7 separate regions of the Homo sapiens genome follow, and all the other regions are linked to region 6. Evidence: chromatin loops called from intact Hi-C (ENCODE). Cell type or tissue: CD4-positive, alpha-beta T cell. All regions are shown on one strand.

The links. Peaks named below come from ENCODE experiments on the same cell type or tissue, not always from the same donor. Only the 100,000 strongest peaks of a DNase experiment are listed, where the experiment ranks them.
Region 1: a loop joins it to region 6, with 5 times the contacts of the local background. A loop is called at or near these places in 28 of 110 quality-filtered maps.
Region 2: a loop joins it to region 6, with 2.5 times the contacts of the local background. A loop is called at or near these places in 9 of 110 quality-filtered maps.
Region 3: a loop joins it to region 6, with 28 times the contacts of the local background. A loop is called at or near these places in 6 of 110 quality-filtered maps.
Region 4: it touches region 6 in a loop (7-fold over the local background); 7 of 110 quality-filtered maps call a loop at or near these places.
Region 5: a loop joins it to region 6, with 15 times the contacts of the local background. A loop is called at or near these places in 20 of 110 quality-filtered maps.
Region 7: it touches region 6 in a loop (3-fold over the local background); 12 of 110 quality-filtered maps call a loop at or near these places.

The regions. Positions count from the first base shown.
Region 1 is chr12:11,620,663-11,624,662 of GRCh38, forward strand. No RefSeq gene overlaps it. Among named protein-coding and RNA genes, the nearest start is that of ETV6, 27 kb to the right of the region's middle. In CD4-positive, alpha-beta T cell, a CTCF peak has its summit at 1,516; a DNase peak (open chromatin) is centred at 1,559.
Region 2 is chr12:11,811,662-11,815,661 of GRCh38, forward strand. The region is part of intron 2 of ETV6 (ETS variant transcription factor 6); the gene reads left to right. Among named protein-coding and RNA genes, the nearest start is that of ETV6, 160 kb to the left of the region's middle. RefSeq lists an enhancer at 685-1,347 and silencers at 1,214-1,508, 2,734-3,028. In CD4-positive, alpha-beta T cell, a CTCF peak has its summit at 1,631 (motif pointing left); DNase peaks (open chromatin) are centred at 1,650 and 2,900; H3K4me3 peaks cover 729 bases; H3K27ac peaks cover 860 bases.
Region 3 is chr12:10,769,854-10,773,853 of GRCh38, forward strand. The region is part of intron 2 of LINC02366 (long intergenic non-protein coding RNA 2366); the gene reads left to right. It also overlaps the pseudogene HSPE1P12. Among named protein-coding and RNA genes, the nearest start is that of LINC02366, 22 kb to the left of the region's middle. In CD4-positive, alpha-beta T cell, CTCF peaks have their summits at 1,502 and 1,715; a DNase peak (open chromatin) is centred at 1,468.
Region 4 is chr12:11,979,053-11,983,052 of GRCh38, forward strand. No RefSeq gene overlaps it. Among named protein-coding and RNA genes, the nearest start is that of BCL2L14, 90 kb to the right of the region's middle. In CD4-positive, alpha-beta T cell, no CTCF peak of the experiment used is centred here; a DNase peak (open chromatin) is centred at 2,239; H3K4me3 peaks cover 794 bases; H3K27ac peaks cover 2,506 bases.
Region 5 is chr12:12,326,091-12,330,090 of GRCh38, forward strand. MANSC1 (MANSC domain containing 1) reads right to left here. Exons shown (of 4, transcript NM_018050.4): 4 at 1-4,000. The coding sequence ends at 3,937. Among named protein-coding and RNA genes, the nearest start is that of MANSC1, 22 kb to the right of the region's middle. In CD4-positive, alpha-beta T cell, a CTCF peak has its summit at 1,909 (motif pointing left); a DNase peak (open chromatin) is centred at 1,881.
Region 6 is chr12:12,031,446-12,035,445 of GRCh38, forward strand. No RefSeq gene overlaps it. Among named protein-coding and RNA genes, the nearest start is that of BCL2L14, 37 kb to the right of the region's middle. RefSeq lists enhancers at 859-908, 1,359-1,458 and a silencer at 1,910-2,204. In CD4-positive, alpha-beta T cell, a CTCF peak has its summit at 2,050 (motif pointing left); DNase peaks (open chromatin) are centred at 1,526 and 2,076; H3K4me3 peaks cover 933 bases; H3K27ac peaks cover 1,136 bases.
Region 7 is chr12:11,725,617-11,729,616 of GRCh38, forward strand. All of the region lies in intron 1 of ETV6 (ETS variant transcription factor 6), which reads left to right. Among named protein-coding and RNA genes, the nearest start is that of ETV6, 78 kb to the left of the region's middle. RefSeq lists enhancers at 1-129, 330-389, 1,720-1,769 and a silencer at 3,400-3,549. In CD4-positive, alpha-beta T cell, no CTCF peak of the experiment used is centred here; a DNase peak (open chromatin) is centred at 1,795; H3K4me3 peaks cover 499 bases; H3K27ac peaks cover 768 bases.

The DNA of each region.
Region 1 (4,000 bases), 410 kb before region 6:
ACAGAACTCTCCTTGAAAATCTCAAAGGATTTGCTCTTTCACATTGAAAAAAAGAGATGTTACACTAATTAGATTTATTTGATACGCTAAATTACATGAGAATCATCGTCAACTAAAATATGATGCTTAACCTTCTTTATGTTATATTTGTATAGGTACGTAATTAATATGTGTTTCAAAACTGTATAAAGTTCCTAGATATTTATCAATCTTTGCTGTTCATATGTCCTGATACAGTGTTATCTGGACAGTTACTATTATAAAATGCTGTAAGCCACAGAAATAACCAAATTTCCTTGTTAATTGCACTATAATGAACTCTCATCAGATCTTTAATCATGGTTATTTGTAAGTCTTTTGCCATTCACAGCCAATTATTGTTTTATGATAATTCTTCTCTGAATGCTTTTGCAATCAACAAGTGAAAATGCTTCATCTTCCCAGAGACCATGGAAAAGACTCAGAGAGGTATTCTCAAGTATTTAAGATTATACCACTGGATTGGGTAAAGATTTCCAAAACACTAAAGAAGAAACATGAATTCATAAAGCTGCAAATACAGCATCAAGCAAAACAAGAATTAATTCCATGGGACTGAATGAACTGATAAGAATAATTCTAATGTGTATGGCCCTTTTGTTTGAAACATTACTGGTTCCTTAATGTTTTTCCATATTTAAGAAACCCTTTTTCTCTGTTTTCTTAAGCTATCTATAACTTACAGTAACTTGGTAAAGTATACCTTTGTGAACAAAGATGAAAAGATAAAACATTTACTTTTTTTGAGACAGGGTCTCACTCTATCATCTGGGCTGGAGTGCAGTGGTGCGATCACAGCTCACTGCTTCCTTGAACTCCTGGGCTCAAGCAATCCCCCAACCTCAGCTTCCCAAGTAGCTGGGACTATAAATGTGCATCACCATGCCCAGCTATTTTTTTTTTTTTTAAGAGATGAGAGTTTCACTGTGTTGCCCAGGCTGAAGTGATCCTCCAGTGAAGTGATCCTCCAGTTTCAGCCTCCCAAAGTGCTGGGATTACAGATGTGAGCCACCATGCCCCGCCAGAAACATTCACTTTTTCTCCCCACCCGATCCTTCCAGAATTCGGAAATCTTTATTGAATATTCTTATTTTCATGGTGATGTATTTACATATGTTCAGTAAGAATCTCTTGTCCTTATAACAGAATGCAATTTGAAATATTACTTATATTAGCAAGGCTTTCACTGGAATATCATATTTTAGGATGATGCACATAAAATCAGATAACATCAGACAGTTTTAAGGAACTGTCAGAAGCACTTGAACAAGAGCAACTCCATCTTGAATAGGGGCTGAGTAAAATGAGGCTGAGACCTACTGGGCTGCATTCTCAGATGGTTAGGCATTCTAAGTCACAGAATGAGATAGGAGGTCGGCACAAGACACAGGTCATAAAGACCTTCCTGATAAAAACAAGTTGCAGTAAAGAAGCCGGCCAAAACTCACCAAAACCAAGATGGTGATGAGAGTGGCCTCTGGGTGTCCTCACTGCTACACTCCCACCAGCACCATGACAGTTTACAGATGCCATGGCAACGTCAGGAAGTTACACTGTATGGTCTGTAAAGGGGAGGCATGAATAACCCATCCCTTGTTGAGCATATCATCAAGAAATAACCAGCAGTGCTGGCGCTGATCTGTCTATGGAGTAGCCATTCTTTCATTCCTTTACTTTCTTAATAAACTTACTTTCACTGTAATCTATGAACTCGCCCCAAATTCTTTCTTGCTTGAGATCTATGAACCCATTCTGGGGGTCTAGATCAGGACCCCTTTCTGGTAACAAAACTAATGCTGACTTTATGAAGCCAGTGCTTAAAAAGCCCCTTGAAATATTGGCCTGGTACCTGATTAACAGGGTTCCCAACCTAACAGGTGAGTAAAAAAGGTCACTTCTTGGTAGGCCCAGGAAGCTGAAAATATTTTGGGGACCTCAAGAAAAAAGGAATTCACCCAAATCTGTAGGTATTGCTGGTGAAGGCTGATGGATTGGTTTCCAGCTTTGATAGGCTTTAACAGTCTAACCTGAAATTCCTTATTAAAAGTTGCAACAAAGCAGACTCAAAAAGAGCTTACATTGTCAATCATTATTCTTGCTATTTTTATGTAATAATCAGGCCAAGGTCAATGAGATTGACTTATTTTGCAACAAAAATAGTGTTACTTTGATTATCTTTCATAGAAATAGGGGTGATTGTAGAGAGAACTATGCTGTTTCAATTGAAAACTATAGCACACCCTTGTGGATTGTCAAATTCTAGCCGTGTTCACTGCCTTTCAGCTTTTTTAACCTCTCTGTAAACTGACTCCTGCTGTGTTTTGCATTTTGTCAGTAATTAACATTTCTGATTTTAATCTCACCTGATTTGGCACCACTGAGAACTAAAACCTGACTGCCTAGATCCGTATTGACACTACCCAGAAAAAGCCCTGCAAGCTGAAACTGGGCCCTTCCGTGCTCTGCTCTGAGAAATAACCATAACTGTCACATTGTATATGCCATTCCCAGAGACATTCAAACCACAAACCCAGAAACACTTCAGACTGCCACGGCCCGTCCTCCTTCTATCACCTAGAGATGCGTTGAGCCCAACATTCAGAAATCTTCTCAACTGATTGCCCTCTGGCCTCAGAAACTGGGTTTATAAACAGTTCTATCTATTAACCTTGGTTTTCTTTTGTTTCCATAGAAAGGTCCTCATTAAATGTCTTACAGCACCATATAGAGACCTAACCGGTGGGCACCCTATTCCCTCTGGCAACACAATCTCTTGAGATACAACTTTCTGAGTAAACTGAACTCTTATACACTGTTGGTAGGAATGTAAGCTATTCCCAGGACTGAGAGACTGGTTCAGTGAGATGGGGCAATGTGTTTAAATTTGTCCTTTTCTGCTTACTCACTCTCGTTCCAATCTGTTTTCCTTCCCTTTGCAGATCTCTTATCTTGCAACACCTAATCCGAATCTCTCTCAACAGCTACAAACTTGGCTTTTGATGTATGAAACGTCCTGAGAAAAAGAAAGTTTCAAAGGGTGGGATAAAGGGTTCCAGAATATGCCACCCAATATATGGATTATTTTGAGCTAAAAGCAACTGAGAACCAACAGACACAGGAAAGGCTCTTTCTGTCCCCTAACTGCCTAAAAGCAGAATATAAATTTCCCCTTTTGTAAAGGAAATTTATATTTATAAAGTAAATTTCTCTTGGTGAAGATTCCTCTGTACCAGAAAGAGAGCTAGGCCTGGGGATAACCCATCACCTGAGACACTCTTACCTGCATAACCCTTATTTACATACACGTATACATTTCCTGCCTTACTTTCTCAGGACTTGTCTTCTCTACTCAGAAGCCCCAAACCCCTTTCCCTTTGTTTAGTCTGAGATGCTATATAAGCTTCAATCATCTGGGTCTCCTTGAGTCTTTTCTTTGTGATACTCCCACGTGTATGTATGCACATAATTAATCTGTTTTTTTCCTCTTGTTAATCTATGTTTTGTTAGTTTAATTTCCAGGGCCTCAGCCATAGAATCTATTGGGTAGAAGGAGAAAAAGTTATTTGTCTCCCCTAGAAGCCAAAATGCAGTCCTAGCCATAGCAATCAAGCAAGAGAAAGAAAAAAAAAAAAGGCATCCACATTGGAAAAGAGGAAGTCAAGTTGTCTCTCTTTGCAGATGACATGATTTTATATATATGTATATATATATGTATATATATACATATATATATACATATATATACATATATATATACATATATATACATATATATACATATATATATGTATATATATACCTAAAGACTCCAATTTAAAAAAAAAAAACCTCTAAGAACTGATAAATTCAGTAAGGTTGCAGGATACAAAATCAACATACAAAAATCAGTAGTGTTCTATACACCAATAACAAAGTAGCTGAAAAGAAAATCAAGAAAATAATCACATTTACAGTAGCTACA
Region 2 (4,000 bases), 220 kb before region 6:
GGATGATTTGGTTGGAACGAAGCAAAATAACATTTCTGAGTGCCTGCTAAGGTCCAGCACTTTTCACACGTAAAATTTTCACAACAATCCCTGTGAGTTGGGATCCAGTTTCTACAGATGAGGAAATGAAGACAGGAGACTAGATGACCTGACCAGGTCCTAGGCCAGTCAGGAACAGAGCTGGGATTTAAACCAGAGCTGCCTGGTCCAAAACCTGTGCTGGTCCTGCTATTTTATGACACCTAGAAGGGAAAAGGGCAGAGAACTGGAAAGCTGAGATGGAATCACCTACTTAAGAATTTTGCAGAAGGCTAACCCTGTCTAAAAGCATCGCTTTGCAATCAGACACATGTGGCAGTAAAAATGTCCCAATGCTAACTCATTTTAAGCCTTGGTTTTAGTCTACCTAAAATTTATAGAACACTGTAAAATATGCTACATGTAATAAGATATTTATTAGGAGTCTTCTTGCACTTGTTCAGAATGCTTTTTATTATGTTTCTGCTCATTATTGTAGATATTCTCCCATTTTGGAGAAATTGACCGCGTGCACACTCTTCACTGGAGTTTTGCACAAATCTTACCAGAAAACTGGTGAAGATCAGTCCTGAGGCCCCTTCCGCCTCTAATTCCTTGCAGTATTTTGGCTGTACTATGTGCTGTTACACTAGATCACAATAAGCAGCTGCCAGTTTCCTCACAGGTTCCCTTGGGGAAGGATATGGGAATAATTCTTAGGAACCCCCCACAAATTATAGCAACCAATGCAGTAAAACCCCTTTAGCTCACTCCTCCCCCTGTGCTCACTCACATACTCAAATATATTTAGTGCTTTCCTTCCTCTCACTCCGACACTTTTGGGAGAGCCCTGGGGGTGGTTGAGTACCTTGTCCTTGGGTGGATTTTCTTGTTTTCTGAGACTGGCTGCCATCAGACTTCGGGAGAGGATCTTACCAGAGGCGGGTCTCTTCTTCCCCCGCCACCGCCCTCAGTATTCTTTCACAGCCACCACAAAGCCACGCTTTCTCTGCTAAGTACACATTCCTAGGACTGTAACAAAAGGCTTCTGTGAGTTTGAAAGCTGCAGGGGAGGCTCCTGCGTGAAGGCCTAAGATTTAAAGGGTTTCATTTCTCCTGTGCTGGGGACTGTATTGAGTGCAGTTTGAAATCTGCTTCACCACCACAAGGGGAAATAGAAATCAGCCCTAAAGCTGCATGGAGACCCCGGCTGGTCTTTATCCTCATAGCTTAGTGATTTCCTGCCACCCAAGAGGCAGTGAGGGGCTCCCTGACATTCCGGAGGCCCCAGGAACCCTGGCTGCGGTGACCCGGTGCTGGGGAGGGAGTGCATGGGGTAGGCTCCTGGTTGTGAGCCTTCAGTTCGCCGGGATGTCTATGCTGTGCTGTGTGGCTACTTAGCCAAGGCTGTGCATGCCAGCCGGAGCCAACAGCTTCAGCAAACCTGCCCTCCGGGGAGAGTGGATTTCATTGTTTTCAAAGAGATACAGGAAATCAGAATTTTCCATCCTTCCATGGAGAGACTTGGATTGGACTGAGAAGAGAACCAGCATTAAAAAGGAAGTCTCCTTCCCTTTCTTCCCTGCCCCTCCTCACCCCAGCCCCAGCCCACCCGCCAGGGGCACACCCTCCCTCTGCCGGCCTTTGGGTGGAAACCTTCCTGCCTGCAGCACAGGCAGTGTGAACTGCGGGGCTGTCTGAGCAACCCAGCTCTTGCCTTTTCAGTAGCAGAGGTAATGTGGCCACGACTCAGAATTATGGGACCCCAGATGCTGAGGAAGTAAACTGACTTCTTTTCAGCTCACAGCAGACGCATAGACAACAGAGTAGATTTCATGTTCTAATGAAACAGTGTAGAAACTCTGTCCTTGGTGGCTCAGTACTGTGTGGTATGAGCCTCTGCCTCCCTCCCTCCCTCCCTCTTTCCTTCTCTTTTCCTCCCCCACCCCTTCACGGCCTGCCCTTTCCTGATTCTTCAGAACTGACAACTATAAATCCAGCCCAAATTCCTTTAAACAAAGGGTCACCAAGAGCACGACCTTGAAAAGACTTCTTGTGATATGCACTTGCAGAGTTGCATATTGTTCCTTGGATTTAGGACAGGCCAAAGAAATCTTCCACTTTATTTAAGAAGAGCCTGTGTGGTTCGAGGCCAGGGCCGTGGACATAGGATTAACCACAATAATAATACAATGAAGTACACATGCAAAATGAAAACTTAATAATGAAGAACTACTGATTTTTTCCAGGGAGTATCAAGCACTTCCTTGTAAATTCTTACAAGGCATGAATTATTTCCTAGAAATGATTTAGGCTCTTTTGGAAAAGTGCATTGATTCTTTTAACATCATAATTCCAGTTACGGTAAAACCTCCATTATCTGATTTTCTGTGAATTGCAAAGCTATTATTAACTGGTACATTTTATATTTTACCAGTACAGTGACAGCTGATATTTATAATGGTGACCCCAAAGTTCTGTAAAATGCCGAATTACCCACTCAGGAATCAAAGAAAGATTAAATTGTGTTAAATAGAGTTTTTCATGTTAAGTGTCTTATTTTATTCAGATCTTGTTTTAGAAAGTCCAAGTGTACATCCACCATAATTTTCGAGGGCAGTACCAACTTAAAATGTTTTATCTTTTCTTGGCTTTGTAAACAAAACCTTGTAAAAAAAAATTTTTTTTTTCAATACTTTGGGTTCAAACTACAGATCATTCGATCTCAAACCTGACAGGTAAACAAATTTTTTTTTCAGAGTAAGTATTGCAGACATGAAAGATCATAAATGTGTTCACCAAAGTGAGTGTGAGACAGATCACCCCAAACACTCTCCACTATTTCTCTATGATCTTAGCCCAGCTGTGTGTGTTGTGAGTCATGCCTGGGTCTGACACCAGCATTCAGAGGCTGGCATAGCTTAGCATCCACATCATAAAGGGCTCAGATCGATGGCTCTCCTTGTCAAGCTCTGCAGCCCTCTCTCAGGCTTTGTGAGATGTGGTTTGCATCATTTTCCTTTAAGGAAATGTTATGCAGAAACATAAATGCAGTATACAACGAGGAGGCTTTCACCAAGAAATTAAAAGGGTACAGATGTCTAGGAATGCAGGGGTTAAGACAAAAATGTACTGCAGGGAAAGAAATGTGAGCAGAATGCCCCTCTTTTCGCCTGCTTCTGCCTTGCATCCAGCCCTTCCCGGGGAGTGTGATGTGAACTGCCATCCAAGGTGGCTGTGGTACAGGGGCAGGGTCTGGGGGCTGCTTCTGCAGCTTCAGCGCAGAAAACCCAGAGCTCAGTCCCAGCAAAAGCCTAAAGGAGAAGGAAACAGAGGCCCTAACACAACAGAAAATGATGCACCCCACTTTCCTGTGGTTCATCAGTTCACATACTTCCCAGGAGAAGTCAAATCACGCCCCAGAATAGGATACCTACTTAGGACTTAGTGATGTTTTATAGTCATGTCGAAGAACCTTCACATCCATGGCCTCATTTGATCTCACAGCAAGATGGGCATGATTAAAAAAAAGAAGTTACTCCCACTTTCCAGATGAGAAAACAAATTCAAAGACAGTGAGTGCCTTAGCTGAGTCCTATCCAAGCAAGGCAGGGGGCAAAGCCAGGACTAAAACACAAGGTTCTAATTCCTTCTCCATGATTTCCTGATGCCCATCATACCCTAATAGAATAGGATCACCCTGCAAGGCAACTGGTCCACATGGAGAGTCCTCTTGGAGGACACCGACCCGTGGTGCCACCTCTGATTTGCAAGTTGGTGCATTAGACAAGCCCTGGAATGACAGCCAGAAGATCTCTATTCTGATCCTGGCCCTCCGTCTACTTGGGCCACTTTGATCAAGCCATTTAGCCCCGTTCCCTTCAGGTGGCTCAGCTGGAAGTAAGAATGATAATGCCCATGCAGCTGACTCACCTGGTGACTGTGAAGGCCAAATGAGATGATGTGTTTGAGAGCACTTTGC
Region 3 (4,000 bases), 1.3 Mb before region 6:
TAGCATTTCTAATAGTTAATTGAAATAATCAAAGGACAATTTCTTGTTGATACACTTGTCACTTTGGTCAATTAAAATACAATTTTAGAATGCTAATTAAATTGATTAAAGAAGTTTTTTTTCTATAGAATTGTAAAGATAAGCCTTCTTCAACTTACTAATCTTAAATTAAGAATGTATTTACTGAATACCTATTATGTAGAGGGTGCAAAAGAAACATGTGATGTGACTTACTGCGTTTAGGTAACAGACCATCTGAGTAAGGGTCGAATATACTTAGTAAGGTAGTACATAAAAGAAGTACTAAATTCGACGTCTTTACTGATAGATTATGTAATACAAACAAGTGATACACATTCCATAGACCCGCAGGATTAAGATAATGACCAAGGGAGTCAGTCTCTCTTTGCAGTACTGTATGAGAGCAGAGTAAAAGTCGGCGATAGAGGGCTCATGGCAGGACAAGTGTTTAGAAAGTTACTTCCACTCTTTGACTAAGTATTGGTTGAAAGGTGTGCCGCCAAAACTGTAACCAAAGGAGCCATTATGCTTCTGGAAAAATCTCAAGGAAAAGTATTGGCAGCCACAGTAGTAGCTGTTGGATCAGGCTCTAAAGGAAAGGGTGGAGAGATTCAACCAGTTCGTGTGAACGTTAGAGATAATGTTCTTCTTCCAGAATATGGAGGCACCAAAGTAGATGACAAGGATTAGTTCTCATTTAGAGATGGTGACATTCTTGGGAAGTATGTAGACTGAAATAAATCCTGTTGAAATAGCATCGACACGAAGCTTCCCATTCCACTGAAGTTCTGAAATCTTTCATCATGTAAATAATTTATATATCTCTCTTTTACACTAAGCTAATGATAAATAATGACACAAATAATAATGACTAAGTTATTTGAATCAAATAAAAAGAGATTAAAAGGAGCCAGATGAAATGAACAAGAATGGAGTATACTTGATTGAATTATTTTTTCATAGTTATGTTTGCACTATTATATGTCACGCTATTGCAATGAACATTAAAAGAGTAGTGCTTGGAATAAGATTAATAGTAACTATTGTACATTTATCATTTGAACCTCTCCATGCTTATGGATTTTGTTATTTTAAAAAGTACCATTTTTCACATACAAATAATATAAAACATAATTTAAAATTGAAATATTTACAAGTCAACCTCAGGTGTCATTACAAAGTTTTCAGCTAAATTTTAAAATCATGTTTTTAGTTTTAAGAACCTATTTTTTTCATTCTTGTTAGTTTATCTAATATTCCTTTTTGTAACTTACATTCTATATTTGGTCTTATATGTTTTCAATGTTATATATTACTTAAAAATAAACTTAAAGTAGGAAGCCACATTATGAACAAAATAAAAGGACCATGAAAATGGTTGCAATTGATATCTAGAAATAGGATGATGTATAAAGTGGGTTGCATCAAAGCTATACTTACATTTACCACAGGGTGACACCCTAGCATCATTAATGAAAATAAAACTCGAATACATACAGAAGCATAATCACAATATGATGAAAACTAGCTCAAATTATTACAAGTTCTTTCTTTCAAGGAAATCATCATGAGGAACCAGGGTTTAAGCATTATGCTTAGTATTTTATAAGTTTAATTTTCCCTGACTCTAGTTACCTCTAGATTTTAGATAATTCTAAAAAATTATCTTAAATAATTCTAAATAATTATCCAGAATGATTCTATGTAATTAGAGAAAACTAGATAATTCTAACATCTAATTGTACTTCTTCTCTTGGCATCTGCCCTTTCCTCCTAGTCATATCTTCTTTTATTTAAAGAGAAAAATGAATCCTACCTAATCCTCAAGCCAGTTATGTATCAGCTCACTCAGTTCTTGAAAAATAATCCTTGATTTGTAGAATCCACTTTCTAATTACTCTCCAATCAACAGGAGTTTTGTCTCCAATGCCATCTTTCTATTAAAACTAGCTTTCAAAGTTTCAATGAGCTCAATGAGTATCAAAATGAGCTTGCATTTGACACTAACTGCTGTTCATCCTCCTCCTTCGGAAACTCTCTTCTAGTAAGGTTTGATGGCATTAGCCTCTTCTAAATTTGTTGTTATCTGTTAGGTTGTTGCTATTCTATTTTATTAGTTCTTCTTCCTTAGCCTCTTCCTTATATGGTTGCATCCTCCAGAATTTTGCCACCAAAAGATCTGTCAGCCAGTCAGTTTTCTGTAGAGTAGCCCAGAGACTATTTTCTCAATCCTTTCCTTCGAGTTTAAGAAACACAATGCAGCCAGTATTGATTTCATAAGGTGGTGGGTTTTGGGGCATGCACATCTTTTTCTTGAGTTTCCATCCAAGATTTAAGGTTTTAGTTCCTGATGCTGAGAACACTCAAGGCAGATGGCAGGCGGCTTCCCCTCTGAATCCTTTTCAGGCTCATCCTTCTATCTTTTCAACTTATCCACTGCCACCACTTGTCTCTTCTTGCATTGATTCTGACGAGTGGTTCTACTGCTGGGCTCTACTGTTGGGTAGGGAGAAAAAAGCGGTCTTGGATCCTGCATGTGAAGGTGGAGAGGAAAATAACTCCAAGTGTTGTATTGTGTTAGGTCAGATTCTTCAGAAGCCAATCCTTAAATGGGACTGCTTTTAAGAATATTTATTGAGAGCTCTCTCCGAGAGGGGATTTAGGAAGCAGGGTAGATAAGGAATAAAGCTAAGCAAAATGTGGTCTCACGCGCAGACTAGCTTAGTCTAACCCCACAGAGAAAAGTCTGGAACACCTATTGCTCCATAGAGTTAGTCTCACTTGAGGCAGGGAGGCCAGACTTTTATACCTTCATGTCAGAGAGCCACTGCTAAGGGTAGTTACCTGGAGAATGGGGTAGCTGTGAGTTGCTAGTAGCCAATACTCAACAGCAAGTCGATGGCCACTGGCCAGTAAAGGGGATGAGGGCAGGGCTCCCATAATTTCCCTACCTGTTGTCTTCAGATGGAGGATCTGAAAGCAAATCATACTTTTTCACTGCAAAGGTTAATCCTTGCTAATATCCTAGAGGTAGACACGTTCTGTCTTTGTCCTAGTGTTTAGTCACTTTTAAAAACTCCATTTACATATGGACAACAAAAAGTAGAAACTTTACAGTGGAGAAAGCTGGCACATACCATCTTAAATAAGTAATCAAGTTAACAGCATCAGTAAGTACCAAGACACAGTGATATCAGGCACCCCCTGATGTGATCCAAGGAGAAGGGCTCTTCACCTCTGTGGTACTCTTTCCAAAATCCATAACTGCAGTTTAGTTATAAAAAAATCAGACAAACACGAATTGAAGGACACTCTATAAAACAGCTGACCAGTACTCTTCTTAGATATACAGGTCATAAAAGACAAGGAAAGACTGTGACACTCTCACAGATTAGAGGAAACTAAGAAGTTATAAATAATGCAAGGTGGGATCTTGCATGGAATCCTGAAACAGTAAATGAACACTAGTGGAAAAAAGGAAATTTAAATTAAATTTATAGTGTAGTTGAGAGTATTCTACCACTGCTAACTTCTTCATTTTGATAGTTGTACCATGGTTATGTAAGAGGCAAACATAAAAGGAAGGTAAGTGAAAGGTATACAGGCACTCTCTATTATTTTGGCAACCACTCCGAAATCTAAAATCATCCAAAACTTAAAATATTTTTTTCCTTTACAAATCCTTATTCTGTTTACTTATAAATGAGGGACTGGGTTTGTGATGAAGAAGAATCCATTCTGCCATATTACAAGTGCATATAGTTGACAAAATAATATTCCTATTGAACAGTGAAAAATCAATAACATAATATTCCTATTGAACAGTGAAAAATCAATAACATAAAGGAATATGTATGTCAAGCATAATTTTATGCTACATATTCACTGAGATGATACATGACAAATGGATGTAGTATGGCAAATAGAAAAGAGCTACTTTGTTTTCCAGTCACTTACTATAGTAATTGCCTTAGAATGA
Region 4 (4,000 bases), 52 kb before region 6:
CTAGCAGCCTGCTGGATTTCACACGAGCAAAGCTAAAATGGGAGGAAAGAGGGCATATGAAAAAAAAATTAGATTGACAGAAAACCCAGAGTCAATAGGACAGTCTAGACTCCCCAGCTTGTAAACTATTCATAATGACTCACTCAATAGTCAGGCATTGACAACAAGCTGAATGACTGTGGACCTAGAGCTACAATATTGGCAATGTTATCTTTAATTTGAAGAGCTCAAATAATTCTGGGAGGCATTAATCAGGTAAAGAAACACTTGCCCTGGATCAAAAATTAGTGTCAGTTGGTTACCAAGGATGGGAATATGGTTAACCATATTCTTTTATTTCCCAGGTTATTGTCATAACATCTCTGTATAATTTTATATACCCATATGCACAAGTGGCCAGAAATCCCTTTCTAGCCAGCAGGGACCCACAAGGTTCTGTTTAGCAGATTTATCCCAATAATCTATCCTCATTAATACTGTATAAGAAACCACCTAAAAATCCAATGGCTTAAAACAACAAGGATTTCGCTGGGTATGGTGGCTCATGCCTGTAATCCCAGCACTTTGGGAGGTCAAGGTGGGCAGATCACCTGAGGTCAGTAGTTCAAGACCAGCCTGACCAACATGGAGAAACTCCATCTCTACTGAAAATACAAATTAGCTGGGCATGGTGGTGCATGGCTGTAGTACCAGCTACTCGGGAGCTGAGGCAGGAGAATCACTTGAACCTGGGAGGCAGACATTGCAGTGTGCCAAGATCACGCCATTGCACTCCAGCCTGGGCAACAAGAGCGAAACTCTGTCTCAAAAACAACAACAACAACAACACAAGAATTTAGTCTCACGTCTACAGGTCTGCAAGACTGACTGTGGTTCAGCGGCTCTAGGCTGAGCAAGGCTACAGTTCGGCTGTGCTTAACGCCAACCTGTCCTTAGCTCCAGCCTATAGGTTGAGCTGTAGGCAAGCGTGTTCATTCTGGGCCTAAGCTGAGTGGATAACAGCTGCCTGGGGAAAGTTCTTCCCATCATGGTCACTGAGATACAAAAAGATCAAGCTTTAATGCGCAAGCTCTTTTCAAGCCTCTGCCATCACATCTAACAAGTATTCTTTTTGGCCAAACCCAAAGTTAAGGGGCAAGAAGGACACTCCTCCCACCATGAGGTCACAGCAAGGGTGTTGATGAATAATTCTCTTTAAGTGCTGTGATGAATTGAGAATAGCAATTCTATTATCCACTGTGATGGTTAAATCTCCACTGGTTAAATCTTGACCAGTTCCTCTTCTGACTACTTCTGATTTTCTCCTTTGGCTTCCCAGACCACATGCACAACCCCTGCAGGTGAGCCAGAATGCCAAGAAGTCAGCATTATAAGGCTAAATAGAGAAAGAACAAGTTTTCTTTTTGGAAAGTTCCTCCCAACCTGCGATGTGTCAAGACATCACCATTAATTGGAAGGGGACACGATTATGCAAAATAACTGAGTATAAAGAACTTAGAGACAAAAGGGGAGTGAGGGGAGGAAGGAGATGTAGCAGTTTGAACTATACGAGGTTTAAATTAATTTCAACCAAAACATAACAAGCAAAGGATGTTCTCCTGATTATCTTATGTTTACTATTATATTTCAAAGGCAATACATGCTTATTGTGTGTGGGGGGAATCAATCTAGTGAGTAGAAAACACAACCATCTAAAACCCCATCACCCCTAATTAGCTGCCATTCAAATCCTTTATACATGGACTACTTTGGGCATTGGAAATCAAGGTGCTGCTACCTAAACAGTGTCGTGAAAATTTTAAGGCTCTGAGAAAATGTTAAGGCCATTTGAACACCAGAAATTCTTGTTCTCATCTCTCAACTACAAATGCCTAGGTGAGTTCTCGCTTACAGATTTTTTTCAAATTTACAGTATATGCAATTTATTTATTTATTTATTTTTGCAAAAATGGGGTCATCTATTACATACCACTTTTCACATTAGAACAATTTTCCTCATCAACAAAGATATGTCTATATCATCATTTTAAATTCTGCCTTATATTTCATTTATAAATTACCATAAATTACTTAACCAACACCCCATTGATGGAAGTTTAGGTTATTTCCAGTTTTTCACAATTACTTTCTGCATGCATAATAACTCACGTCACTTCATATACAAACTGAGGCATTTATTTTCATTTTCAGATCTAAGAAATCTAAGCAGTGCCTTATTGACAATAAATAGAACCACCCTTGTGGTGTTAAAATGTGGGCAGCAAGAAAGGAAATAGTGTGGTTGGGTGGAGATTAGTCATTTTTGAAAGAGCACGTATGTACATTTTGCACGTTGGTGACAATTCACTCAAAATTTTAAAGAACCCAGCTTAAGTTTTGAATCAGCCTGAAGCACTCCGAACTTCAGATGCTCATCTCAGCCTCTTAAGTCTGCCAACCAAGCTGGAGACAAAACAAGATCTGGCTCCCTGGTGGCCGCCTGGGAATCCTGCCCTTGGCGTCATTTCTGGAAGGGCAAAAGAACCCTACGGACTCTTGTATCACTAGGATAGAAATGCCACCCAGCTCCTCAGCCCATCTCCATCACCATGGCAGTGGGGAGGGGCCTAGGCATTATCAGAATGGGTCAGGACTAGCTCAGAGCCAGTGTCAGGCTGGCTGACTGTAAACTAAGCCAGGCTTTCAAGGGAAGGCTTTTGAAGGAAATAAGCCAACAAAACAGCATCAGAAACTGAGGAACCATTCCTTCTCCAACTCTACCCCCCAAGAGATACCAAGGTCACACAGGATACAGCAGTTGTTGAAATTATTACTGCTATGGAACAGAGCTTTTTTGGCACCGGAAGAAGTCATTCTCTTCTGTCAACCCTCTTTTCCTTTCCCTTGGATTTTCAATCCTCCCCATAGAAAATCAAGACCGCCCAGCAAAGAACATGCTTACCCAAAAGACCACAGTGCCATTCAGAAACAAGAAATTCCAACTCTACCATACATATAACCTTCTATCCATCCTCTGACCTTCTGACTTCATAATGTATCTTCCCAAGATAAATAGATGCATGGCATGTTAAAGCCTAGGAGGACCATGGAGATTGTGTCAATATCTTTATCCTTCAGTGAATAGATGGAGGCCTCAGAGAGGATGAGCAACCTGCCCATGGCCCCACAGAATTGGTGGCAGAGCCCAAGACTGTTGGCCCCCAACCACACTGTCCAGACTTCAAAAGCTGATCCTCTTGCCAATGCCCCCACACTAGTAACAGCCTTTTTGCCTGAATGTCTCTCAGTGATGTCATGAAGACAAATTACTGTCTAGCTGTATGGTTCTTTAGTCCTTGCTGTATGTTATTGTACCTGGCAGGCCCTCATGGAAACTAAGCTGGAAAGAAATGAAGGAGCTCAACTTGGTTAAAACCATTGACAGAACACTCATCCCCCATCTTTTGCTCTCTAGACAACCGCAGGTAAATGTGAGGCGTTTGAGAGAGTTAAGCCTTCTGTATCAGTTAAGCTAAAAGAACAGTTTATTTCATACCCCTAAACTTCACAGGAATAGAACACAAGCTACCAGGCAGCAAGAACAAAGGAACAGACTAGATACATTTATTTTTCAGAAATTTTAAGCCATGGAAGAACAAAAAAAAATTCTTCAAAGAAAATTTAGGGGCAGGGGATTGAAATACATGCAAAACTTATTTTTAGTGCCCTTTACAGATATAAAGTCATGCTGTTCGTTTAGGAACAAAAAAATGCATTATGTATAACTTGTTTCACTCATAAAATTACCATGTTTTGTATATTGATATATTTAGACATTGGGAGATCTGAAAAAAGCATTTTTATGATTTCTTTCCTGGTTATTTTCTCGGGCAAAAGGGAGGTTTTTAAAAAAAAAAAGTCCTCAGTGGAAAAACTTTTCAGAATTTTGAGAAAATTTACAGATTTTAGAGGATTTTTACTTTTCCCAAAATGACTAAGTCATCAGGTTCTCAAGTCATTG
Region 5 (4,000 bases), 290 kb after region 6:
AGAACAAGATGGAAGTTGGCAGTTCCAGGGTTTGTCCTGTCAATTAACCAAGGCATCCCGGAGACTGGACTCTTCCTGTACCCACTGCCACGCTCAGTGTGGCAGTGCCTTCTCCCCTCATCATGGCAGGGAGGCCACCACAGCTCCAACAACCAAGTCTTCACATGGTCAGCATCCCAAGCATGAAATAAGGGGATGTGGTTAGAAAGGGCTTTTCTCCTTGTGCAGCCTTCCCTTTACAAGCAAGAAAATCTCTCCTAGAAGTCCCTAGTAGGTTTCCTTTCAGCTAAAACTTGGGTCACAGGCCCATCCCTGAACCTGGCACTTCCAACCTGTAACAAATGAGGCAGAAGTGGGACTAGGGCTGGCTGCTGGGCAGCTGACCGGTAGTGCCCACCACAGTCTGGGAGCCAAAGAGTTCCAAAAGTTCCTCACTCAGGCCAGGGGTAATTGAGAAACAGGCACATAACAGTATTCATCCAGGAGTCCTCAGGTTTTTTAAGAGTTTTTTAGTTTTTTTTTTGTTGTTGTTGTTTTGTTTTTTTTTTTGAGATGGGCTCTCGTTCTGTCGCCCAGGCTGGAGTGCAGTGGCGTGATCATGGCTCACTGCAGCCTCGACCTCCTGGGCTCAAGTGATCCTCCCACCTCAGTCTCCCAAAGGGCTGAGATTACAGATGTGAGCCACTATGTGCCTGGCTAAGAGTAGCTTATTTTTATTTTATTTTATTTTATTTTTTTGAGATAGAGTCTTGCTCTGTCGCCTAGGCTGGAGTGCAATGGAGCGATCTTGGCTCACTGCAACCGCCCCCTCCCGGCCTCAAGCAATTATCCTACCTCAGCCTCCCAAGTAGCTGGGATTACAGGTGTCTGCCACCATGCCTGGCTAATTTTTGTATTTCTGTAGAGATGGGGTTTCACCATGTTGGCCAGGCTGGTCTAGAACTCCTGACCTCAGGTGATCCACCCACCTTGGACTCCCAAAGTGCTGGGATTACAGGCGTGAGCCACCACGCCTGGCCAAGAGTAGCTTTTTAACCTAGGTCAGTATCGTGTTGGTAAAATACGGAGAGAGGATGTTTGAGCAGAAGGACCTACCTCATCTTCTCACCTGTTCTAGGCTGCTACCTTCTCTTTCTACAAACCAAAGGAGGGGGCTCATAACTCAATGGGCCTTGTGGGAAAGGCTAACCAGACTAGTCACTGCTGAATTCCTCTAAGGGATTCCCCTACCCTGACTGCCCTTGCCACAGTTGCACCCACCATCCTAGGGGCAGTAAGTAGAGAGAGCTGTGTGAGAAGAGCACTCTTTCCACTCCAGATGTCCCCTACAACCTATATCCTCACGGCCACTAACAGTTTGGGCCCGTAGCATCACTCATCTGGACCGCTCCCATGTGGTCTCCCCATCACAACAAAGACTGCAGCAAGGTGGACAGAGAACTCCAAGAGAGCCAGGAAAATACCTTTATAAACCATCACAGAAAGCCTGATTTCCACTCGCTAAATCCATTAATAAAGAGAGGAGAAATTTTAAAATTCCAAGGCACCTGGTTACTAATCTGATTCTGGCCTACATGTGGATATTCAATAAATACTTGTTAAGTTAAATTGACTCAAGGTTTTATTTATTCAGCCTACTTAAAGCTTATGTAAACCCCTTGGAGATTTGTGTCAAGCTGTTAAGTTGGAAAATATAAGAAAAGTAGTATTTTCAATAGACCAGCTTTCCTCTTAATGTACTTTATGAACTTAGTGTAAACCAGGGAAATGGGGGAGGGGTACCAGAAGAGCAGAGGGGAAGGAGGTGAGGAGGAAGGAAGAGGTGAGGAGGAAGGAGAAGAAAAGCCTTTTCTGTCATTTCCTGCATTTGTCTTAATTGCTGTACTTATTAACCAGCTACTGCCCTCTAGTGCTCACTGTATTAAGTTCGCATCTGAATTCCATTTTTATCTTTAAAAACTCTGGTGACACTTGGAAGGGATCAAATTTCCTGTTTTGCAGATAAGCAAATTGAAGTCCAGAGGAAAGAGGTATCAAACTGACCCAGGGGACTTCTGGACTCTTTGTTACCTCACCTATAACTTGTCTGGAAAACTTTATTAAAAGCCTTTCTCAGAAATTTTAATTGGTAACCAGTAAAAATTGTAGCATCATGTTAGTGCTAGTTATTATTATTATTATTTTTGAGACGGAGTCTGGCTCTGTTGCCCAGGCTGGAGCGCAATGGTGCAATCTGGCTCACCGCAACCTCCGCCTCCTGGATTCAAACTACTCTCCTGCCTCAGCCTCCCAAGTAGCTGGAACTACAGGCGCCCGCCACCACGCCCGGCTAATTTTTTGTATTTTTAGTAGAGGCGGGGTTTCACCGTGTTAGCCAGGATGGTCTCGATCTCCTGACCTCGTGATTTGCCCATCTCGGCCTCCCAAAGTGCTGGGATTACAGGCGTGAGCCACCGCGCCTGGCCTGTGCTAGTTATTATTTCCAATGTTGTTCTAAATTAAGCTTAGACTGATTGCTGGTCAATTTAAGTAAGGATATAAAATAATAGTGGTACATTTTTAACTTAGTACAAGTTTAGAAAATGTCTATAATACTTCTTTAAAAAGTTAACTAGAGGCCGGGCACGGTGGCTCACGCCTGTAATCCCAGCACTTTGGGAGGCCGAGGCGGGCGGATCACAAGGTCAGGAGATCGAGACCATCCTGACTAACACAGTGAAACCCCGTCTTTACTAAAAATATAAAAAATTAGCTGGGCGTGTTGGCGGGCGCCTGTAGTCCCAGCTACTTGGGAGGCTGAGGCAGGAGAATGGCGGGAACCCAGGAGGCGGAGCTGGCAGTGAGCCGAGATCGCGCCACTGCACTCTAGCCTGGGTGACAGAGCAAGACTCTGTCACACACACACACACACACACACACACACACACACACACACAAGTTAACTAGAACAGATCCCAAGTGGATATGGCCATTTATCAGAACTGACTTATCATTGTCTCCATGTGGGCTAACATTCCGCTAGATTCTCCCAAGTGAAGCTCTTTGCTCACTGATGGGAAAAAGGGGGGGTTGTCATTTTAACGTGGAACGCATATTTTCACCACATAATCATTTTGCTAGTGGAAATAAATGGAAAGTTATCCAGCTGGACATGCTACTTATGAGAACACTACTGAGTAACAAAAGATTTATTCAAATATTTAATTGGAAGGAACTACATCTGGAATAAGTTTTAAAGGAATCCATATAAAAAGAAAAGCAAATCCATTAGAAATTGATATAAACAGTTGATTTTATCTGGAACCAAGAATGTGAATGAATTGGAACCTAGATGTCCTAACCTGTTTCTTTGCATAAAAGCCAGTTGAATTTTGAAATTTATATGGCAATTATACTTTATTACTTTACATAGAGCTTTGTTTTTAGCTAATATTTTAGAGACAGATTACCCAAAATTACCTAATTTGGTTCCCACTTCATTCCTTCTCAAAAACCAAACATAAAACAGAAGGGGGCCAGCTGTGGTGGCTCATGCCTGTAATCCCAGCACTTTGGGAGGCCGAGGAGGGTGGATCACTAGGTCAGGAGTTTGAGACCAGCCTGACCAACATGGTGAAACCCCGTCTCTACTAAAAATACAAAAATCACCCAGGTGTGGTGGCACATGCCTGTAATCCCAGATACTTAGGAGGCTGAGGCAGGAGAATCGCTTGAACCCAGGAGACGGAGGTTGCGGTGAGAGCCGAGATCGTGCTACTGCACTCCAGCCTGGGCAACAAAGCAAGACTCTGTCTCCAAAAAAAAAAAAGGAAAGCAGAAGGGGGCATTTTCCTGTCTTCAAAATACAACCTCCTGCTAAGACTAGCAAGTCAGCAGAAACTCATTGCATTTGGGCTTCTGGTTACTAAATGAATTAAGAGACACCGAGTTCCATCCTTAGATGTCCACATAGATCCCATTGATCAAATAATCCAGTCTTGAGTAACGTTTCCTGCGGAGT
Region 6 (4,000 bases):
ACACCTGTATAGGGCACTTACCAAAATGGCTGTTGCAGAACTCGAAGTTACTCTCGGTGAGTCAGTGAGTGAGTGGTGAGTGAATGTGAAGGACTGGGATATTATTGTCCACTACTGTAGACTTTATAAACACAGTACACTTAGGCTACACTGTTTATTTTTAAAATAAAGTAATTGAGCTACAACATGACAATGGCTACAGCGTCACTAGGTGATAGGAATTTTTCAGCCCCATTATAATCTTATGGGACCACCTTCATACATACAGTCGGTTTTTGACTGAAACATCATTACATTCAGCACGTGAATGTAATTGCGATGAAGTGAAAGATAAAGGTTATAGTTCTAGTGTATCCACAGTGCTTTAGGAGATGAACTGTTAGGGAAAGCCAGAAAAATCTCCACCACGGAAAAAATATTTGGCCTGCGTCTTGAAGGATAAATAGGAAGTCAGTACTCAGACAGGTGCCAGTGTTTTTCAGCCTGAGGCAGGGAGGTATGAGAGACAGCTGGAAGGGTTTGAGAATGGGTGGTGAGAACTTACACTTACTGGGGACTGGATATAAGAATGCAGTAAGACGTGGACCTAGCACCGTGATTTTTCGACCTGGGCTACACATCAGAAACACCTAGCGAGCTTTTAAATCTTCCAGGGCCCAAACCACATTGTGAACCAATTAAATCAGGACGTCTGGGGCTAGAAGCCAGTCATCAGTATCTTTTTTTAAGCTCCCAAAGTGATTCCAATGTGCTGCCAAGTCTCAGAACCACTAGTCTAGAAAGGAGGGATAAGGATTTTCAGCAGCCCCCACAGAACCGGCCCTCCTGGTGACCCTGCAATCCTGGCACACACACCCCACCCCGCCTGGGAGAAAGACCGGCCACACCACAGTCATCGGCTGTTTCCTGCTGCTCCTTTCCTCCCACCAGCATTTTACTCTGAAATAGTGGTTCTCAAAGTGTGGTCTCCAGACTGTAGCATCAGCCTCAGGGGGAAATTCTTAAAAATGCAAATTTCCCAGCCGCACCCTGGACGCATTCACCCAAAAACTCTGGGAGTGGAGCCCAGCAACTGAGCCATGCTAAGGTTGGTGAGCCGCTGCTCTGGAACATTGATCCCTCCCAAACTGCAGCAAAGCAAGCACCTGGGTGTAGCTCTGGCTGTGTAGGTGCTACTACAATCTGCTGGAGTCACTGCTTGTCGGCAGAGATGCCGTGGGAGCTGGCCTGGGTGCCTCCACGTTGGCCGTCACCACCAGGCAGTGGCCTTTGGCCTGGAATCGAAGGTACCAGAGGGCTGATAGCTCAGTTTTTTTATGGCACCAAGAAAAGACTTTCAGATTGGAGGTATGGGATTTTCTTTATTTTTTAATCCTCTTTTAATATAAAGTGGCCCCTTAGCAAACTTTCAAGATATTTCACATCAGAACTGGCCGGGAAATCCGGCATGTGGACAGACACGGATATGCCGTGTGCATTTTTCCGTTGGAGGAAGAGGGTAGGCTTGGGTGCTGGAGGGTGTTGCCTGGGGGCGGAGCGAGAAGGAAGAAAGGGCGCTGCTGGTTCACACCTCACCCATGCCCTCCTCTCAGGCCCCAATCAGGATGGAATTAAAAGACCCTGGGAGGAAAATAAGGAAAGCAACAAAGGAAATGAGTTCCCCATACAGAAAGGGAAATTGCCTTTCCCGTTAAGGTCAGACTGGTCCGAAGTAAAGGACTGGTGCGCCTTAGCAACCGCCTCTGCTGAAGCCCTAACGCTGGAGCTCTTTCGCCCTCGCAGAATAACCGGGACTTTCTTGCAGCCGGAACCAGCCACGTCCTGATTCCACACTCCCTTGAGGAGCCAGCCAGCTCCACATTTACTCAAAGAATCCGAAGGGCACCAAGTGGATGCTCTGCCACACGATTGAAGAGGGCAAGCTGTCTGGGGGGTTTTCCACCTCTTTTCAACTCAACTATTCTGAGCTGAAGTACTGGACCCGTTTTGTTTTTCCTGTTTTTTCCTGCTTCGGTAAATCTGGAAAAATCCTGCAGGTCTGAAAAACTGTTGGACTTGACAGCGTGTGTGTAGCGCCACCTGGTGACCACAGCTTATCAAAACAGCTTCCTTCTGGGGCTCTTGTGGATGTACATCAAAGGCTCCAGCTTCCAGACAGGTACACATCCTGTTCTCACGCCCGGCCCACTTTCCCGTGGGAATGTCAGCCACTCTGATTTGCCTTGGCTGAAAACCTCCTGTCTTTGCATGGAAAAAAACACAAATAATATGAACAAGCAACAGAGTTTTCTTTCTCTCTTAAGTAACCAAGCATTTAAAATCTTCTAAAGCACACATTTCCCTAATTGAGAAAGGAAGCAGAAGAAAAATTTCTGGCTGAAATTATAAATCATAATAAATGGTCGGAAATACCTTCTCCCTTAGATTCCTGGGGTCCTAGTGTAGAGGAGACTTCAGTTGCCCTTGACACTACAACATCCTGACTAAAAGCCTGTTTCCAAGGTGATATTTGATAGACATGAAGGACCCAGGTGGAAAAGAAGGTAGTCTGGACGGCACGGCAAGGAGTGGAACACGCAGGCTATGAGGTGTCAGCAGAAATCAGTTCTGGTCCTGGCACTGCTACCAACTTGCTGTGTGACCTTGGGAAGTTACTTAAGCTTTGTGGATCTCAATGCCCCAGACTCGTTAACTTCTTTACTATTTTTTCCCATAAATTCAGTGTTTCTGAAAGATGTTGCCCACCAGAATGCATCTCTAAAATAGGAGCTTAATAAGCTTTCTGTCTTGAGGGATCAGACGTATAAATGTCAGGCAGGCCTTCTGATGATCATGATGCAACCAGAGTTACCACAGTGAGTCCATATCACAGACAAAGGCGAAGACACTTGATCCCTTCTTAACCTGGTCTCCCACCCATGAATGATTTTTGTTAGGATTTCAGCATGTTGAAACTAACCCACAGACCCTAGTTACAACTTTCTCAGGGCCTGAGAGCTGGGGAATCCCAGTTTGGGAACCAAAAAACTAGAAAATCTTGAGGGCAACTCTGGCTGTCATGAACTAAAACAGAGCAAAGATGGAAGCCTGTGGTATGTGCGTGCAGGTAGAATCTCGATTTGAGAAATGGCGTTACAAGGAATTAACACTTCAGAAATGCCAGCTCTGTGCCAGGATTTTTTTATTTTATTATGTATATTTGTCATGGACAACATGTTTTGGAATATGTATACATTGTGGAATGGTTAAATAAAGCTAATTACATATGCATGTGCTCACAAAGTTATCATTTTAGGGGTGACTTAAAATCTCTCAGTGATTTTCAAAAATATATGTTATTAATCATAGTTGCAATGTTGTACAATAGATCTCTTGAACATATATTCCTCTTGTCTAACTGAAATTTTATGTTCTTTGACCATCTCCCCAACTGCCCCCCAACAAGCCTGAAAGCCCTGGTAACCCCTATTCTACTCTCTACTTCTTTGAGTTCAACTTTTTAAGAGTCCACATATGAGATCATGCAGTATTTGTCTTTCTGTGCCTGACTTATTTCACTTAGCACAATGTCCTTTGGGTTCATCTATGTCACAAGCAACAGGATGTCCTCCTTTTTAAAAGACTGAATAGTATTCCATGGTGTGTTTTCTTTATCCAACCCCATTTTCTTTATCCATCCATCCGTTGATGAACACTTAAACACTTAGTTGGTTTCAAATCTTGGCTATTGTGAATAGTGCTGCAATGAACATGGCAGTACAGATACCTCTTCAACATACCAATTTTATTTCCTTTGGATATATATACCCAGGAGTGGGATTGCTAGATCATATGGTAGTACTATTTTTAATTTTTTAAGGAACCTCCATACTGTTTTCTGCAATGGCTGTGTTAATTTACATTCCCACCAGCAGTGCACAAGGCTTCCCTGCTCTCCACAACCTCGCTAGCATTTGTTATCTTTCATCTTTTTGATAACAGCATTCCAACAGGTATGAGG
Region 7 (4,000 bases), 310 kb before region 6:
ACCTGATCTCCAGTGTTGGAGGTGGGGCCTAATGCAAGGTGTGTGGGTCATGGAAGTGGATCCCTCTTGAGTAGATTGCTGCCCTCCCTGTGGTGGGGTGAGTGAGTTCTCGCTCTGTTAGTTCTCACAGAAGCAGATTGCTAAAAAGAGCCTGGTACCTCCCCCTGCCTCTCTCTTGCTTCCTCTCTTGCCACGTGATCTCTGCACACGCCGGCTCGCCTCACTTTCCGCCACGAGTGGAAGCAGCCTGAGGTCCTCACCAGAAGCAGATGCTAGGGCCATGCTTCCTGTAGCGCCTGTAGAACTGTAAGCCAAATGAACCTCTTTTCTTTATGAATTCCCCAGCCTCAGATATTCCTTCCTAGCAGTACAACATGACTAAGACAGTTAACTTCCCATCTGACTCCCTCCAGTTGCTTCAAGGGTAGGCAAGAATTGTATATTAGCTATTTCTACATCCAGCTGTGTATCCACAGTGCCTCTTATATTTGGCCTATAGTACATACTAAAGAAATGTTTATGTACTCTAGAAATGTACTCAAGAAATGACCAAATGAATGGATAACTTGGCTCATGAGAATTCTTAAGGGCATTTGAAATGGCAAGGGGTATGTTTGGAAGAAGGAGTGTGAGGAGCTGAAGGAAAAGAGGGGAGACCAGCTGTGTTCAGAACCCACAGTCATTTCCTCAGGAAACAGTACCAGATATCCTTGGATGTGGGGAAATGATCCACTCTTGCAGTAGCCTAGGCCACAGGTAATTTTGTGTACCCACTATGCACTTAGCTCATACAGTAGGTCGTAAAAATGAAAATGGCATGATTCCTTCATAATCTAGGTGGGGAGACACTATAAATACACAAATAATTTAAAAGTACAGGGCTGAGCACCGTAGCTCACACCTGTAATCCCAGCACTTCGGGAGGGCAAGGCAGGAGGATCGCTTGCCCCCAGGAGTTCAAGACCAGCCTGGACAACATAGTGAAACTTCATCCCTAGAAAAAACAATTAGCCAGCTGTGGGGCATGCCTAGAGTCCCAGCTACTTGGGAGGCTGAGGTGGGAGGATTGCTTGAGCCCAGGAGTTCAAGGCTGCAGTGAGCCGTGATCACACCACTGCACTCCAGCCTGGGTGACAGAGCCAGACCCTGTCTTAAAAGAAAAGTACAGATTATTTCAGGATTAAGCATATGAGTACTTAGGCTAGAGAGAGGCAGAGAAATGACTCCTGTTTTCCAGCCACTGTCACACTGCAGTGTAAGCCATCGACACACACATACACTTCACTTCATCTGCACAGCCTTTCAAGATAGGTGTTTTTATCTCCAGTTTACAGGTGAGGAAACCGAGCTTTGGGACCAAGTTACTTGTGCAAATCACACAGCTGGGAAATATCATTGCCAGGATTTGAATCTGAGTCTGCAGCAATTCAGAGAAAGGGCACGCACAGTGGCTTTTGTGTCAGGGAAGAGACATTGTCTGTATTGTGGGGGTAGGTGAACTACGGCTGGAACACCAGCATGCAGAGGACTTGCCTTTTAGCTCTGAGGAGGTCGCCTGCCCTTGCATATCTATAAACAACCACCCTGGATTGAGAGCTGTTGAATGGGGAGTTTGTCTGACTCCCAGAAGAGAGCACAGTACAGGAGAAACCTTATATAACGCAGACATGCCCGGCATCCCGCAGGCGGGCGCAAGCCAACCGCACACCTCACAGACCCAGCTTTTGTTGTGTAGGCGCTGTGGTGTAAAAACCATCCTTTAGGGCCCTCTCCCTCGTGGTGGCAGCGTGCCTGGGAGCTTTCTGTTCTATTTGTGGTATCTGTTCCCTTTGATCATTGTGCATTGCTTTGTTCCTCATCTCCCTCTTTGGTGTCACCTGTGAAGTCACTGGAGAGCCATAATCATCCTAAAGAAAGACTCAGAGAAGAAGAAGTAAGACCTAAGAAAACAGACCCTTTAGCCTCCTTGGAGCTGGTTTTCTAGTTAAGAGGCTTGATTAAAAGCGTGGGGGGAATGGATCTGTGACGTACATGGTCATGAAAAGTGCAGCCAGCGTTACAGCACACGTCTGTATAGGTTGCATCACAGGCAGGGAAGAGGCCTAAGGGCCTGGTGGCCCGCAGGTGTGAGCCCCTCTGGTGGCTCCATGACAGGAGACCCCGCGGAGAAAGTAGCTCCTCTTCCTTTTTTAAATTTTTTTTTATTTTTATTTTTTACTTTGAGACGGAGTCTCTCTTTGTTGCCCAGGCTGGAGTGCAGTGGTGCGATCTCAGCTCACTCCACCCTCTACCTCCCGGGCTCAAGCAGTTCTCCTGCCTCAGCCTCCCGAGTAGCTGGGATTACAGACACGCGCCACCACGCCTGGCTAATTTTTAAAATTTTAGTAGAGACGGGGTTTCACCATGTTGGCCAGGCGGTTCTCGAACTCCTGACCTCAAGTGATCTGCCCGCCTCGGTCTTCCAAAGTGCTGGGATTATAGGCATGAGCCACCGCTCCCCGGCCTCCCCTTCTTATAACACTTGAGGCCTGTGCTTCAGTTCATGGGCCTTATGTAAAGGCTTCTGTCACCTGTCTACTCCTTCTTCAAGCTGGCTGTTTATTCGGCACAGAGGAGTAAATTACAGGTGGATTATGCAGTGACAAGCACTTTTATACCTCCTGTAAGAACAGTTTATACCAGGGGTCCCCAACCCCCAGACCGCAGACTAGTACTGTCCGTGGCCTTTTAGGAACTGGGCCGCACAGCAGGAGGTGAGTGGCGGGCAAGTGAGCATTACCACCTGAGCTCCGCCTCCTGTCAGATCAGTGGCAGCATTAGATTCTCGTAAGAGCACGAACCCTGTTGTGAATGACACATGTGAGGGATCTAGGTTGTGTGCTTCTTATGAGAATCTAATGATAAATGTCATGTGCTTGAATCATCCTGAAAGCATCCCTCTGCCCCCAGTCCGTGGAAAAATGTTCTTCCACCAAACCAGTCCCTGGTGCCAAAAAGGTTGAGGACTGCTTGTCTATGCCTTAAAAAAAAAAGGTCCATTTACTTTGCAGTCATAGAGGACGCAGGGCTGGACTTGAGGAAATCTACCTAGAAATCCCCTTCAGGTTAAGATTTATGACATTAGCTTCACTATTGAATTGGATCATAGACATCTATAATTAAAGGAAACCATTTACACTTTATTGTTCATTAAATGTTTAAACCACCTGAAAAGATTTTTTTCTAATTGAGCCTTTTTGCATAGTTACCAGTTACCCGTATCTGACTTCAAGTCTTTAGCCGTATACCTACATGGTTCCATAGTTATCAATGTTTATTTACAATTTAATATTCTTCTTTAGCATTATTTAATATCAAAATGATAATATGTACTACGGTAGGTTGGGCTTTACAGCTTACAAAACACTTTGACATACATTCTCTATTATTTTTGATGGCTCTGTGACATACTGAACTGAAGCAACAGTTTAAGGCTATTTCTAAATTGGGCTCTGCTCAAGTGTGAGAAAGCGTGACAGTCAACATGAACTAGCTTTAGCCTTATCACCGTTTCCTGCTCAGGCAGGTAAGATCTGCTGAAGGAAGGAACCGTTGCCAACTGGCCAGGTGTGCCAGTTCGTGGCCTAGAAGGGGCAGCTGTCAGTTGAACTTTGCCCATGTTTTCAGGATTTTATCTCAACTCCTGAGTAGTCTCATCTGGGTGGGAGCACTAGAATTGAAGGCCTGTTCAAAGGTTTTGTGCCTTTAACTGGAGAATTTTTTGGAAGCCCCTTAGAACTGCCAGGCAGCCATGTGGGATCAGGTGGGGGGGACTGGGCTGCTGTGTGGTAGATTTGAGTTCATGTCTCATAAATGGACTCTCCCCGAATCTGAGAGGGTTGCTCCCTAAGTCAACTACTTAATAATTAATGGAAAGGAGATGTGACAGGAATAGCCAATTTCCCTGTCCTGTTTGGTATGACTGTTGGCAATTTGATGATTCCTTCCTTAACCTTGAAGC